2 separate regions of the Homo sapiens genome follow, and region 2 is linked to region 1. Evidence: read pairs that join two places in POLR2A ChIA-PET (ENCODE). Cell type or tissue: Panc1. All regions are shown on one strand. Links, peaks and the distances in the headings refer to the core of each region. The heading gives the core; the rest is flanking DNA.

Region 1 (8,458 bases), core at 2,190-7,189:
AATTTTGTTATATTTTCTGATGAGCTCATCCATGTTCTAGGTAAAAGCTAGACACAGAAAATAACATGGCCTCATGCTTAAGGGGAAATGTGTAATAGTGCCCACTGGGGAAATGGAACAATCAAGACGTGGCTCTAACAGTGACCTTGCTTGCCAGGCCTTTCCTGCCCACGTTCTCCTTCCTTTGGTCATCTTCTTCTTCTGGGAGTATACTTTCACTGGCAAGGAGTATAAAAAGCTATTACAAAAAGAAACCGGTAAAGTAATAAAATACTGACCCAGTGGGCAAGGGAATGAATTCTATCACTACAGAATGGTGTGTGGGAAAATATGTACAGGCAGGAGATGAATAAAAAGAGGCACTGTGCCTGTTACGAACTTGAACAGGAATTTTTAAAAACCCTATCATCTCACTTTTTCCCTGCTTTATTTTTCTGAATATACCTGACAGCTCAGAATTCCTCAGTGACTCTTTTTAAAAATTTCACATATTTTTGGTTCATCTTTTTTCCCTCCCTTTCGCAGTTTTTAAGCTCTCATCCTAACTTAAAAAATAAAAATTAAAAATAAAAAAGAATCACAGGGCTGGAGCTGGCATGTAACTCTTTGTCAGAGGATCCTCAACTTCTCTGCATTTGTGTCTCTTTATCTGTATAGTGGGCATAATAATACCTGTCTCAACTATGAAACAAGAACATGTGGCTAGCAAGTGGGAGGACATGGGCAAAAATTAACCTCTTCAGTGGCGTCATCACTATCTCTCCTCTCAAATCTCTCCTCAACTAGGTATAAGACTAGTTGCATGCCTCCAGGGCCCATGTCTTTTCATACTTTTCTATGGCCACATCCTCTTACTTGCCCACCCTGTAAATATTATTTTGTCTGTGCTGCCATCCCATTTTATTTTTTCTGTTTCTCTCCTGTTTTTAGTTCAAATGAACTAATAGCTTGTCAGTATTTACAGTCTATTTATCAATAACTTTTTAAAGCCACGTATAATTCCATTCCTGTGTGAAATTAAAATGGCTATTCTAATTCTTTCTTAAATTGGAACCATGTGAAATTTTCTTTAAAACCTATTAATCATATTTACATCATATTTTTTAAAATTAAGCTTTCTTATTAATCACATTTACAAATAGGAAAACTTGATTTTAATGTTCTTATATATTCACTATAGTTACTGATTTCCTCTTTGCTCTAACTGCCCTCTTTTGAAATTGCCCCTAAAAAAACACCTTTGGTGTTTATACACATAGAGTAGGATAAGTAGAACCAATTCCCCAAACTCCTAAAAATTTCTGTAGGAAACATATTTCCTTCACACTGTCCACACCAACTCAGTACTATGAAAACATTTTTTTCCTTTCATCTCTACAATGTGAAGAAAAAATAAAAATTAAAAGTTTGGTTCCCACATTACTTCAAGAATATAATTTTTTCTGTTAGATAAGGATCCCAAAATACTTCCTACAACATAGCCCCTACTGTTCCTTGTTTAGTCCAGACTATTGTTTTAAAGAAAGCAAATTAAACAAAGCTATTGGTGACAATGGACTGGAGTTCTCTGATGCAAAATTATAGATCTCAGGAGATATTTCAAATATGTCTTACCTAGTTGCTATTTATCATCAAACATACCCAAATGTTTGTAGTGTGTGAATATTTTAAAACAAACCTAGCATAGTGTCTGAGTACAGAGTTAAGTCAATAGTTTGGAAACATCCGTTTGTTTCTTTATATGCATTTAGCTACTGCTATACCTTTTTCAATGAATGAAGCAGACCTGAGCACACACAATAAAAGAAAGCAAAAATTACCAGGTTTGGACTTCACTTCACAGCTGGAAAGATTCTGTTGAGGCTGCCAGCAGGGGATCTTGCGTATTAATACCCTACCTGGAAGAGCTGACATGTTGGAAATGAGATTAACACCTTCCTGTTTTTACATTAACTAAGGCTAAAGTGTCATTTGCCTTATTGGGAGAAAAAAATTTAATACTGAGATGATGGGGTTGCAAACAAGGTATGGTTTTAAGAAAATGTTAAACTATGAGGTAGGGTTTTTGTGGTGGTGGTGGTGATCCTTTCAAGATAAATACCTGTACAAATAAAAGCCAAAACTATCAGGACAACTCAAAAGCTGAACATAAACACATGTAGCACAACAACTCCTTTTCAGGCCAATGCTAATTGATACGGTAAATAACTTGTCAGACTGCTTAAAAAATAAAAATAAATGAATACACTATGTCAAAGAGTACTGATGCTTAGGTATTTGTTGCCAATTCCAGACTAGCCAAGAAACAGAAGAGCTAATATAAATGATTTATTCATTCAGATATAAGATAGCACTTTTTAATTCTCTCACTTCACAATTCATCTAGTTACATATTTACTAAAGACGAGCATTTAGATGAAAAAATATTAAAAATTCTAATGTGAGGAAGCCTCAAAATCATTGTCATGTATAAGTGGGAATGAGTTGGGAGAAGCAGGCCAGGAGTAGCTTGACATCTCCCTCATCCAGACATGCTCAAAACAGGTACTGGTGGCCTTTTCTCAGGCTCAGAAGGCTGAGCTATCATCCATACGTATGTCATCTTCAGTTGATAGAGTCGCTCTGCTGTGCCAGGTCCTCTTGTAGGAGTGATAGAGAAACCAGAAAGGACAGATATGTTCTTTGTGCTCCAGGCCTCCTGGTCTGGGTGCAGACAGACATCAACAGTGGCTAGAATACAAAACTAACTCCAGTGGGTGAGAGAGGAAAGACATAAACATCCTCACTAGGAGCCCTGCGGGAGAGAGAACAACTCTTCTGGGAGGATCTGGGAAAATTTCCTAGAAGAGATGTGGTGTAAGTTGGATCCCACAGAATGGGTAGGGTTTTAACAGATGGGAAGGAAAAATGGTGGAGAGGACTTTCTAGGGAGAATGGACCAATTCATCATATTTTGACACCACAATCACATAGAGAATTATGGTGAAATAGACACCCAAAATATATCAGTGAAAAATATGTTGTTATGGAGATTATAGTCAGTAATCCACTTTTTTTTTTTTTTTTTTTTTTTTTGAGATGGAGTCTCGCTCTGTCGCCCAGGCTGGAGAGCAGCGGCATGATCTCTGCTCACTGCAACCTCCGCCTCCTGGATTCAAGCCATTCTCCTGCCTCAGCTTCCCGAGTAGCTGGGACTACAGGCGTGCACCACCATGCCCAGCTAATTTTTGTATTTTTAGTAGAGACGGTGCTTTATCATGTTGGCCAGCATGGTCTTGATCTCTTGACCGCATGATCCACCCGCCTCAGCCTCCCAAAGTGCTGGGATTACAGGCGTGAGCCACGGCACCCAGCGAGTAATCTACTTTTAAAAAAAACTATACATGTATACTGAATATACAAGTGATAAGAAAGAGGAATAAAATCGGCCTTTATTCTGCTTGCTAAATGTCTACTATTCAAGTTTTAAGAATTACACACACTGGTAGCTATTGTTTCTATTCATTTCAGAGCTTCTAATTGCTGCTATGGGGTCTCAATGAGAAAGAAGGGAAGTGGGGAGGAGGCAATGAAAATGCATGAGATTTTCAGGAATGCCAACAATGTGAAGTTGGAATCCTACTCTAACTACTTTCATTCATTCTTCCAAAGGTGACGGTGGTCTGTTGTGTTCAAAAGGAGCTGGAAGAGGAAAAGCAGTTTTAAGATAGCCCAAGGGACGGCAACTTAATGCCTCCCTAAGGAGAAACCACATGGGCTGTGCTGGTGGAGAGGATAATAATAGCAATAATAAAAATAAAAAAGAGTGTAGAGGTGGGGTGGCAAGGGTGGGGAAGGAGTCCTGATAACTTGGAATGAGGTGGGAGGAAGAGGTGGAGGTAACCTTTGCAGGTGTTTAAGGAGGATTTGTAAGGGATGCAAAAATAAGGACAACTGAAGCTGTGAGGCGGGATACAGGAACATATCCAGTGAGCTCCCAGGAATAATGGAGAGCACACATTGCATCATCAGGATCACTGAGACCCGAATCCTCTGGGGAAGTCATGTCTTTTTTGTACTAGATGTTTTGAAGCTTGAGCTGGGGCGGGGGGTGAGGCGGGGAGAGTGAAAGAGGAGGGGAAAATCACTGGGAAAAATTAAGCAGTCTGAAAGGAGGGTAAGATTATGAAGATAAATGTTTACATCTCTGCTGCATTGTATCTCTTGAAATGAAACTGTTTTTGAATAGTGCTGCATCTGTACTGTAAGAACGTGGGCATTGTGAACAAATTGACTGCCTCAGATGATTTGACACATTTTGATTTCTGCTTAGGAAAATATCTGTTAATCCTATTAGATAGAGTAGGAGAGGGTCCTGAGCAGGAATGCAAAAGATCAAATCCTTCCCCATCTTGTGCACACTCTCCCAATGCCAAGGTATTAAAGTCTCAGCTATTTCCAAAGACCCGGTGCCTCATCCCTGACCTGCTTGGCATTACATCAAAATCCATTCTTCTCCACCTTCCCATCCTTGCCTGGCAATAGCTAAAATCATGACAAAAGTGGATGGCTGCCCTCTTTCTCTGGCAAGCTAAAGCAGAAAAGCGATCTTATTTTATGCTTTCCTCTTCACGTAATTTTGCTTCCTTTCTTCCATCCTTCTTCCTATTCTTTTCTTCCTTCTCCCTCTCTCCCTTTTTTTTTTTTTTTTTTTTTTTGTCTTCTTTATGTGGCTTGCTGTTTGCTAATATCCAACTCCAGACCATTCTTTGTGTTTGGCAAAGGAAGCAGTTTTATTGTTTGGTAACTCCAGGGGGGATATAGTGTCTATGATGTTGTCTAGGCCAAACCTCCCCCAGGAAGGTTAACTACCTCTACCCTACTCTCAAAAGGGAAAGGATGGCAACCACACACTTGAACACCAGCCATTCTCTTTTGTGAGAAAGTGGATCTGTTCCTGCCCAGAAGTACTTTTTCTTTCCACAGTGGTGTAACTCAATGTTGCAATGCAATTAATTTACTGAGATCAGGACAAGTTATCTGGAATCTGAATCTATAGAGTGCACATTAGGAATAAGGGCAACAGAAGACAATTTTTTTTCCTAACGACTTTCTGAGAAAAGGTTCTTCTTGGAGCAACACCCAAGTCTGATCAAAGAGTCTGTTCATCTGTCTCAAGAGCCAACGCTGAAGCCCAGCATGGAGCTAAAAATATGCACTCACAGTCCTAGAAAATTGTATTCATTAAACTCTACCTACAGGTCCTCACCCAGAATCTGCTCTATGCCAAAGCAGCGTGCTGCTGTTAATCCTCCTTTATAGATTAGGCAGTAAAATAAAGAGGGTGGGGCTGAAATGCAGGGGAAGTCTGCACACGTGTTTGGAAAAGAAGAAAAGGAAAAGCACAGGGAATTCTTGTTCTCTCCTTCATGTTCCGAGTTGCCAGGGTTGTCCAGACACCACCGAGAGACACAGGGCTTTTTAGCGTTCACTGTATTTTCACTTCCACCGGGTAAGTGCTACATGTAAAATGGAAATTTAGAGACAAGATCAAATAAATGCCTTTCAAACTGTGGCACACTGTTATTTTTGGATCCCCTCCTTCTTTGTGTGTTAAGAAGGGAATAATAATAATCATAGCTGACATTGAGCACTTACTATGTGCCAAGCACTGTGGTAAGTTGTTATTTACATAATCTCATTTCATTCTTCAAGATCTCTGAGCTAGGTGCTTGTGTTGCCACCATTTTGCAGATGATGACATTACAGTTTAGAAAGGCAAAGTAACTTGAGCAAGTAAGTGGCAAAGCTGGGATTTGAACCCCAAGCTTCCAAAGCCTTGCTCTTAACGTCTATGCCACAAATATGCCATATCTAAATACTTCCCTTAAAAGTATGTTTTTTGGTTTTCATTTATGATTTTCGTGACTGCTCCTTAATAACAGTTCCACTATTATCTTAATGTTTACCATCTTCTGCAATCAAGTGATAGGGTTCCTTGGAAGCCGGAAGTGTGTTCTTCCTCACCCTTGTATCCCCTGCAGCTCTTAAAGCAAAGTATCTTGCACAGAATAGGAGCTAAATAATTATTTGTTGAAATGCACTTTACATTATCTCTGTATCTAAATAAAACCCATCTAAACAAGTCCACTTCCCAAACATTGGGGTTTTCCTCCTCTTTGTAGCCATCCCTTTCTTCTTGTTTTGTTTTCGAAAGGTTGATTTTGAACTGGAGGGACATTGCAGTTGTCTTCTCACTTAGCGGGATTTGAAAGTGAGAGTCTGTGTAGTGTTTTAGCCTGCCCTCAGCAATCAGGCCTCACACTCGCGAGGCTCTGATTGTAGGAGTTGCCTTATTTGCATTGATGAGGATGAGCCAGCTGCTAGAGCATACAGAACTGCACCTGACACAATCACCGAGTTCAGGATTAGCACGGGGAATCAGGAATCCACTGCGCTGGCTGCGTGGCAATCTCAGCCCTACATTAGAGTCACTCATGCAAAATGACCCAAATTTGCAATGAGCACAATTAGCAATCCAAAGATGCATGTTAATTTGGGTGCCTGATATTTTCTTACATTTCCCTAAATTAAAAATAATAAATACACTCTTTCCTAGACAAGTCTGGGCATGAAAACAATTCAGGGGATTATGAGTTTGTAAAAAAATGTGCAAACCCCAGAAAATGTGGATTTCTTTGGGTAACTAGCCACTGCCCACCCCCCTCCCCCCCGAAGTATTAAGTCTGGCATCAAATAGGGTAAGAGCTTTGTGGTATCATGCCCCTTTTTCATCAGTAGAAAACAACTATTTACAAAGAAAAAAATAATTATAGCTATAATAGGCAGAAAAGAAAAATTTAAGCATTAAAGAAAGGATCTGATATTTTAGATTATATACTAATATTTCTGAGATTATGTTTGGGTCACACATAACCACAGATATACTCAACTGTTTCAGAATTTACTAAAAGTACAAGAGATTGTGTTGAATTTTTATTAAACAGAGTTTATAAATCAAATTGAACATTCTCCAACTCTGGGCTGTGTTTCCATATGTTTGCAATCTATAGGTATTGAAATGCTCACCTATACTTTAGGAAAAAACAAACCACAACATTTTGCAAAGATTGAATAAATGATCATTCGAAGCAAAAGCATGCAGTTCAAAAGCTAAACCTCCCATTGGAGAACAGAAAATTTAATGAGCTTTTAATGGAATGCAATGCTCAGAGTAGTAAATTATTTGTTAGTTGACGATGCAATCAGCATGCTGATTAAGGTTGCTTGGTTTTTTACTAAACATTAACTGAATGAAAACGGGTAGTCCTTGTTCTGCTTGGGGGGCTTTAAGGAAGCAAATGGACTTTCAGAACAGAGATTGTCAATAAAGGTGAGTGCACTCCAGGTGTCATTTGAATATGATGATAAAATACTAGTGATAAATATTTAAAAGCATTTTAAATCCACAATGTTCGCCTAGGGTATTATGGACTCTGTTTAAAGAAACAGTGGGCCTTAGCAGGCCTAACAACAATCCCTCTACCTCTCTCTAGAAAGAAATATCTAGATCTGCTTTCTTTTATTACAAAAGAAAAAAGAGGGGTGGGTATGCTTTGAAAATATGAACCAGCATGGATGCAGAAACCAGGAACGTTTGGGAGTTTGGAATGTAAACCTAAAAAGAGACAAAAAGGACAAAAATCAAAACAAAGAAAAACTATTCTGACAGCAAATAAAAGAAACATCTGTTTCTCTGGATAGATTAAGATACAAATTTAATTACGCAGTTTCAATATTCCAATGTTTAAAAATAATTGCTATTAGAATATATATATTTAAATTTATAAATGATGGCATTCTGAGGGCAAGAAATATTGTGATATGGAGTTATATTCTGTCTAATTTAGAGGGTCTGAAAAGGAACAAAGAAAAAGAACAAAACTTGGAAATACCTTATATAATGCTTATTTTTGTTGTTTCATTGTTAATACAGAATTTATTTTTAAAATCATTTACTATATATTAATCGATATGTACATTAGTCATAAATTATTGATTTTGAGAGAGATTTTGTTACTGTTTAAATTGCCAGATTTATTTCTCTCCCAAAAGAGGGGTTTTTAGTTTGTTTTTCTCCCTACCAATTGAAGAATTGTGGGTTTGTAGGTTAATTTTCTTTGAACAGCTACAAAGTTCTTTTTCTATAAATCCCAATTAGTTTCATCATCGGTGATTCTGTGGCAATGATCAGGTACCCTTAAAATCCGATAAATAACTACCTCTCACTTTTAACTATTCCTGTTTATGACCCAAGAGGTTAAAAGCCTTTGACTGGCATTTGACTTCTGACCTCATATAAATGTTATCTTATCAGTTCCTGCTTGTTAACTTGTATTGAGTGCTTGTCCCTGATGGCTTTTAGATAAAGGGTTGTGGGGTTTTTCCTTTTTTTTCTTTTTAGTATATTTCCTATAGG
Region 2 (8,458 bases), core at 1,554-6,553, 170 kb after region 1:
CGATGTGACGTTTATAGGACAGCAGCATACATCAATTTAAATGAGTGTGACAAATATCTTATCCTTTATATTTCTATAGTATTTTTAATATTTTCTTGGCCCCTCTCCAGGGAGTAGTGTGAAATGGTAAGAACTTGAATAATAAAAATGTTAAACAATCAAATGCTTCACTACAATGTTTTTTAAAGGCAAGTTTAAAAATGATTCTCTACCTGTTGAAGCTTAAAAAGTATCATATACTGAATTTTTTCTTAGGCAGTACTTTTTATTGAGCATCTTACACATTTCCAAACCAACAAAAGCATGGACATTTGCAGGTGCCATTTTACGATGAGGCTGAATTGCTTAATTACTTTTAAACTATGACCGCTTGCCTGACAAAATTATTTGGCAAACATGGTCCACCAACTTTATTAAGCATAAGCATTTGAAACAATAATCTAATTGTGGTATTTTTGAATTTTGTTCTTAGTCTGTAGCACCTCTTAGAGACTTGCATATAATCTTTATCTCAGTGACTAATTAGGACTAGCTTGACAATTTCATATTTACAATGATTACCAAGTAGGAATCCTCTTCCTTGTTCAGTATGTTTGTCATGAATACTGTACAATCCTAATTACATTGAAGATATAAAGAGCCCCATAATTTGATTGAGAGACATCTTGAGTTTAAAGTGAGTAAATGTGAATTGTATCGAGAATTTTAAATGGCAGAGCAATTAATACCTATTTCTCATGCAGTCACTAAAAAGACGAAATAACTGTGTGCATGCAAGTCATTGTATCAGCCATATTTTTAAGGGTGTTAACAATAAAGTCATTAAAAACTGGCTTGATTGAAAATGATCTTCCTCATTCCAACCAACTGAATTCAGAATTCCTTTTTCTCTAGCATATACTTTCAGGATTTCGGGCTGAGGGTCAAACCTTCGCAATTAAATGTTCCTCAGTACTATATTGGCAACACACCATCGTGAATACTCTTCATACAATTAGCAGGGCCTACTGTGGAAGTATACTGCTGATAGAAATAATAATGAGGAATACTGGGGCATTAGTATGCCAGAGTAGGTTGGAGAAACCTAGTTTGCATGATGCATGTATAATTGTATGTTACATCTAAATATCACTGTATGTTGCTTTAGAAATAATTGCTTAGAAAAATATATTTAACACTTCCTCTCTTTTAAGGTCCCAATTTGATTAATAAACAAGTTCAGTGGTATATTAAGCCTATAAGTTAGCGATGTCTCAATGAATGTGTTCTGCATTTGCATGTTTCTTAAAGTGACACTTTCTGAAGACACACGATTGCCATGTCTATATACATGTATAAAGAGAAGTGAAGAATTGATGCAATCATCCAGATAATTCAAGGGAAAAACACTTTTGCCTCAATTATCTATTGCAAGCAAAAGTGAGGGGTTTATCCTGAATTGTTCAAATAATTGCCTTGATTCTCTTCACTTTGCATGTGTAGACACATTTTACAATAATATTTATGTTAACATTTGCAATTTACATACATATAAGGCAGAAATACTTCTATACACAAGATGACCAAAATCTTTTCACAATAATTTCTACTGTTTGGTTGTCCCTAATTTTTGGTACAGTCAGATCATTTGTGTGCATGTTCTTATATGGTAATTGAATCAAGGCAAAACTAGACAGACTCATTATGTTCATTTATTAAATGCTTGGTTAATAAACTGATTGGTATATACAATACTGATATCTCACCATTAAAAAATTCATTGATATATTCTATCTAAAACTTCAATAATATATACTTCTTACTGGGTATATCATAAATTCATTTGAGGAAGTAAATGTGATTCATATGTATATTTATAATAAAATGCAACATTAAAACAAAGACAAATTTCCAAGAAATATATCTTATATTTTACATATTTAAGATTTGTTATGAATAAGTTAATATTCATAAAGAAATCAATACCAGAACACATTTTCAAAAGTTCCATTGACACATTAAAAATTCAAATACATAGCAGATTTTATAGTGTTTCCTCCATCTGCACTGACAGGAACAATAATATGTTTAATTACTGACATTTGTATTATTTTTACCTTACGTTTATTAAATATATAAAGTATATTTTCCATGACTTTTAAAATCTATACTGTTTATTAATACATGAGGAATCCTAAATTTCTTCTGGGCCTGCTTAATCACTATTTGAAGTCTTTATTCTGGTCCACATCAAAAATGCATTTTAGAAAATGTAAAGCAGCTCTATCATGCTTCTTCATATTGGTAGCATGTCAAAATATGTTTTGTTTGAACTTTAGAAATTAAATCTTGGTTTAGTTAAAATATTGCCAAAGTATTGGATTATAAGTGTTTGTCTGGACAAACAATTAATACCTAAATGTTGAAAGACACCAGAATACTTTATGGACCTATTTGGCAATGGAAATGAACTATCTATGTTATAAATTTAGTAGATAGGGCTCATATGTAGCATTCATTTATAATTTTCATGTTTTATATAAAAGTACGTAATGGATGCTTACAGTACAACCAAAATCTTCTCTGTGCTCATAAAAACACATAAAGCAGATGCAAAATTAAGCATTTTGGAGTATTTTACCGCTCCAATATTGTTTTAATTTGTTCTAAAAATCAAGTGTCTGTCTCTGAATTTTATTTATGAAAAATCAACTTCCAGAATTAAATGAATACATTTTATAAACACTGCAAGCATGGGGGCTTGATAGATATTTTTCTTCAAAATTGTTAAAGAGCAAAATATAATAATTTGGTGGCAAACATCTGTCTGGCAATCATATATGATAAATTCATAAGAAATACAGGAAAGATATTTATTTACTGTTACTGCTAAGCCAGACTTTATTTATCTTAGAAGATTTTTCATCTATGAGTGGAAAACAAACTTTCCTTCAAGAGGTCTGTGAACCGAATAATAAATGTCAGGTCTAAATCCTGTATGAAAATCAGTCCGGTTTAATCCTGGATATTCTTCAGCATGCAAATGAAGACTAGAGGTTTCCCTGGGCCCGCTGTCATACAGGCAGCCAATTTACAGACCCTGGCACTGTGTATGTGTTATGGGCTCGCTGGCTGCCCCTCCCCCGCAGCCTAAGACTTGGTCTCAGCTGCCTGCCTTTCACAGAAAACCACAAACCAAGGAAACATATCAGTAATAGCGCCCTGTAAATTAACTTGACATTTGATGCAGAAAAAAACCTAAAAGCTTACAAAAGACATTGAAAACAAAAGCCACTCAGGACCCACACTACATATATTGTGGATTTAAGAGATCTGGAAGGTGGTTATTCTATTGTAACTAACACATACAGCCTTCATCTTCTTTGTTAAGACAATTCAGTCATTCTTTGTTACAGGCATAGTATCCGTCAAACAAGAAAACAATATTTTCCACCAAAAAAAACCCCTAAAAGTCCAACTGATATTATAATAATAATTCAATCAATAGGTTTTTTTACATTTTAAAAATAGCCATACATTACTAATGTTTAAAGAAAAGAAGCTAAAATATGATTTTATGTTTCCTTGGTAAATAAGACATGTTGACATTGCTAAGATGTAAATAATGTAAGATGCATTGGAGAATGGTGTGAATCTTGCTGAACATGAGGTATTCACAAATATTGTTTTGTCTTAAAATTTTGCCTTTCAAGGCATTTAATTTTTTTCATGCTAGGAAACCCCTGAATCTCTTTTAAAAGAAAAAAAATTTTTTTGGTTCAAAGAAGGACTGTTGATAAAATATTAAATGGTTCTTTGACATCATCTGTGGTGTGGGGCTGGAGTGAGGCACTCAGCATATTTAAGCCATTAGACATGCAGGAATGTTAACATTATTATGCGTTATTGTGTCTGGCTATGTGTCCCCCTCCTTATTCTCAATCTCTCTCTCTCTGCCTCTCACTCATTTTCCCTCCCTTCTTCCCTCCGCCCCACCTTTCTCAGAGTCTCTCCTACCTCTCCCGCCCTCAGCAGGGCCTGCTACACGGCATCTTACAAATGTCTGGTCTTATAGTTTACAAGCACAGAACTGTACTGGTAAAAATGCATAATCTCAGCATCTGTGCTTCTTGATATTCATGGATTTATTTACAAGTCCCTGTGTTCTACTTTTTTTTTGCCTGTTTCTATGGTTTATATTACTGTCATGCCTATATTCTTGTGGGAGTTTCAAATAAGAATCAAGATATAACTGGCAAATATTCTGTAATGCAGACTGCATTTCCATAATTTAGCTGTTTTTTAAAAGAGACAATTTAAAGAGGTTTATGGACTTAAGGATATATGAAGAGTATTTTGATTGGCTTTTTTAGTACTTCAACTGCTTAAGGTTCCGTTTGTGCAAAATGGATGTAATAAAATAAATTTATGAACATATATGTGCTTGTGTATATGTAAATGCATTTAGAATGAAAAAGTTCATAAATCTAAGTCAAATTTGCTGATTAAGTTCACTATATTCACATTTGGCAACATTAGGATATTTCACGAAAGGGTTCAAAGGTAAAAGGCAAATATTTTATTTCTTCTTTAGATGCTAGCCTGCAAAAAACTTAAATATTTACAAAGCAAGTATTCAAGTTCCTGTGTTCCCCCAGCCCTCAACATACATACCCCTCCCATTCTTGGTGCTAGTTTAACAGCAGCCTTTTAGTAGCCATTGCCAGTGCCAAATAAGTCTCTTTTTCCTTTTTTTCAAGCTGTAAAAACAGTCTTTTGAATAATTTAATTAACAGCAAAATCAGAAATTTAACTTACTTTACAATAATTCTCTAACCATTTCCCATCTACCCACTCCCCTTCCCCGCATAGAATTCTACCTTCATATTATCAATGCACTTATTTTTAGGGATTAATATTCACTAGTTTAATGTAACATTGAAATCAGAGAAGTCTATGTACATTTGCTGTTTATAGCTCCAGTTTAATTACTATGTGTTAAGTCGGCTAGACACTGAAATGAATTTTATGAATATCTTTCAAGACAGCAATATTTTGGACCTGCATATGAGAGAAAATACGATGGCAGGGGACAATACATTAAATGATCTTTATGCCAGTATTCTTGAAAATTCACGTTCTATGTAGGAAAATGTTAAATATGAGAACATTACGATAAAGGCTTGTTATAGTCCTAAAGTGTGGGATATATAAAATACCCAGATTTGCACATGTATAGTTGCAACACATGCTAAGCAGTACAGATTATTAAGCAAGATTCATTCCTTTATTGGAGAGGGAGGGGAGTAATTTACAGACAAGAGCTAAGCAATTCTGTTTAACACAACTCTGTCTAGTTGATCGTAAGGCATGTGTGGTATTTTTCCAAAGCCCGTCATCAATAGTAAAGCAATTTACAGCTCCAGAAATTTTTTAGAAGATACTCATTTTATTAAGAGTAAGTAAGATAGGTTGTGTGGAAAGATACACATGTATTTGCAATTCATATCGTTGCTGTGTTTCTATTGTGTTCTGAGCTTCCATCATGGCTGGGAGATGGGAAGCTGGCATGCAGTGCAGGAGGGTAAGACAGAAAGCCCCAAATAAATACTTAGAGCATTTTCTAATTATCTCTTATTATGACCACCTTTCTTTCCCCCGACCCACCCCGGGTGGAGGGGGGCAGTGGGGAGTGATGGAAAGAAGATGATTGTAAGTGCAGATCATATCCGTGCCATTAAATAATATTAATAATTCTTTTGGTCCACAGGATGATGTTTTCATTCTGGACTTTGAAGCTCCTCAGTCTACCCATTCAAAGCGATGACAGAAAAATGAATCTGAATGTGTAGGCATTAAACATTTAAATTCTCTACTCCCTGGTCATTATATTGACTGTCATATTTTACACCTTCCCCTCCCCCACTATGCTTTTGCTGATTTGACCTCATTTACATTGGCTCATTATGCATCCGGTCTTTGTTCTACTGAACAGAATACAGTACAGTGACAAAGCAAAACTTACGTGTCGGCTGGAATATTTTTCTGTTTTAAAAATTAAGTTTCACTACTTAAATTTATATTTGACTTCCCAATATTGTTTAAATTGGAGGCAAGTCTTTTCTTATACAATAACTATAATCTACATGCAATTATTTTAAGAGTGGTTAAAATTACCTCAAAATGTCATTAGGAAATGACATTTAAGACCTTTTATAACAAATATTCTACTGCTACCTAGGCAGTATTATCATATTAGAAGTATTAGGCTTTTCTTTCCAAACCTCTGTCTGAATTTCTATGTAGGCCCAAGGAGCAAGCTTTTATCTATTTTATATGAAGTTCATTGTTTAGAGCTGTCCCTTATGGGTCTTGTTTTAATGTATCAAACAACAAAGGTAATGTCAATCCTTAAAAAAAAAAAAAAAAAAAAATTCCTGCTTTGCATTTCTTGCAATTAAAAAGGTTATCTGATTTACAAACCAAATTTTCATTAAATTAAAAGGAAGTCCTAGCTGATCGATCACATAGAAAAATATGAAAGTTACATTGAGCTTTAAATGTCTATCCCCATGACAGTGCACACTATCTTTTCATTTGTTACAACCAATGGAGACATGGGATTAATCTAATACAGCCTAATTAAACACCCATTCACACATGAAGGTTTTTAATGGTACCAGTGGCTAGTGGCACAAATGCTACTTTGTATCACAGTTAATATTTGCATTTATTTGACATTGGACAATAGATATTTTTGAATACAAAGAAAATGGGAAAAATAAAATATTGTGGAGGATGCTTTTGAAAATACAAGCAATTTCTTGTTTCCACCAAGATAATTGCCACATATACAATGTAGGTTTCATTTCAGATATTTAGACCAAGATGCTTTTCTAATTTTTGTCATTTATCAAAATGTATAATCATGGTGACAGTGGCTACATGTCTAGGGCACCATCTTGGAAGAAAAAAGCATCATGTCTTCTTGGTTCCGTTAGTGACTCATTGTGTGAATTTTGGCTGGCGTCTCCTTTAACCTGCTTGTGCCTTGATTTTTTAACCTATAAAAAGGGAATATTCGCCCATTACTTACCCCTGTTGGGTTACTGTGAAGTTTAATTAGAATAAAATATTGCTCCTAGAATAAAAGTATCTTAAGGATGAAAGTTTTCGTTTTTTTTTCATTAACTTTTTACTACATGGTAGGGAATGCAGTGTTGTAGATTTGCCTGTACTCAGCCAATCTCTTTTTCTTAAGTTTGGAACTTTTGATTCTAGAGTTAATAAAAATAAAATCCAAATGCGTAATTAGATTTTTTAGAGATGGGAGCAGTCACCCACATCTTGGCAATTTACATTATATAATCTTATATCAGCTGCAAGATGCTTTTATGAGTATAACTGGTTTTAGAAAATGGCTTCTGCAGGAGAAATAGTCAACACAGTAGCATTCAAAATGACTTCAAGCTTGCAGGAGAGCTAGAAATTAGGCAAAGAACTCCTACCCCAATGGAACCACAAGGGAAATAAAGTAAATTAAAGTTTTATATCTGTAGTTACTTTGTAACTATCTTAAATTTTCCGTAGAGTCCTAGAAATTTTAGATATTAAGCAATATGTATCTCCAACGCAGAAATCTGTAAGATGGCATCATTTGAGCATTTATCTAGACTTACCTAAAAGACATCCCAAACTCAACACCATTTCCAAAATACAAACTGGACACAATTAACCCTATTTTCATACCTAGCGTTAGAATGGTGTTATTTAATGTCTTCACACTTCAACTGAATCATCTGTTATATAATGGAGTTGATGTAGATTATCAACGAGACCCTTCCAAGATCCAAAATGAACCTAGTCAGTATTTGGACATCACATCCTGAGAATTTTAGGCACCTGCCCAAATTTAAATATTGTATTAATTGTTCCATTTTTGTCCCTTTATATGATGAATGTTCACTAAATATTCAGTATATATCAGGCATTTGTTAAATTCTTGAAACCTAAAAAAGGAGCAAGTTGGAGGCACAGATAAAGACAACCTCGCTAAACTCTGACTGGGATCAAAGTCTATAAGGCATCTAATGACTTGACACACAGATGTGCTTTAAAAATATTAATGAGCATGATAGACTGTATTAATGTTGACTAATATCCTGTGTCTCTCACTACAGAAGGGTTATACCTCCTGCCTTCATGAAGTCAGGCTAGATACGTGAATTGCTTTGGCTAACGAAATACGTAATAGTTGTCTTGCAAGAGAAAGCTTCAAGAATCAGTCCAGGCTGGGCACGGTGGCTCACACCTCTAATCCCAGCATATTGGGAGGCCGAGGCGGGTGGTTCACGAGGTCAGGAGTTTGAGACCAGCCTGGCCAAGATGGCGAAACCCCATCTCTACTAAAAATACAAAAATTAGCCGGTCGTGGTGACATGAGCCTGTAGTCCCAGCTATTCTGGAGGCTGAGGCAGAA

Evidence for each region. ChIA-PET counts read pairs that join two places held together with the same protein. Peaks named below come from ENCODE experiments on the same cell type or tissue, not always from the same donor. Only the 100,000 strongest peaks of a DNase experiment are listed, where the experiment ranks them.
Region 2: POLR2A ChIA-PET joins it to region 1 with 9 read pairs; 3 of 35 experiments call an interaction of 5 or more read pairs at or near these places.

What each region holds. Positions count from the first base shown.
Region 1 is chr5:88,384,971-88,393,428 of GRCh38, forward strand. All of the region lies in intron 2 of TMEM161B-DT (TMEM161B divergent transcript), which reads left to right. Among named protein-coding and RNA genes, the nearest start is that of LINC02060, 50 kb to the right of the region's middle. In Panc1, for the core only: no CTCF peak of the experiment used is centred there; a DNase peak (open chromatin) is centred at 5,239.
Region 2 is chr5:88,552,674-88,561,131 of GRCh38, forward strand. All of the region lies in intron 2 of MIR9-2HG (MIR9-2 host gene), which reads right to left. Among named protein-coding and RNA genes, the nearest start is that of MIR9-2, 110 kb to the right of the region's middle. In Panc1, for the core only: no CTCF peak of the experiment used is centred there; no DNase peak of the experiment used is centred there.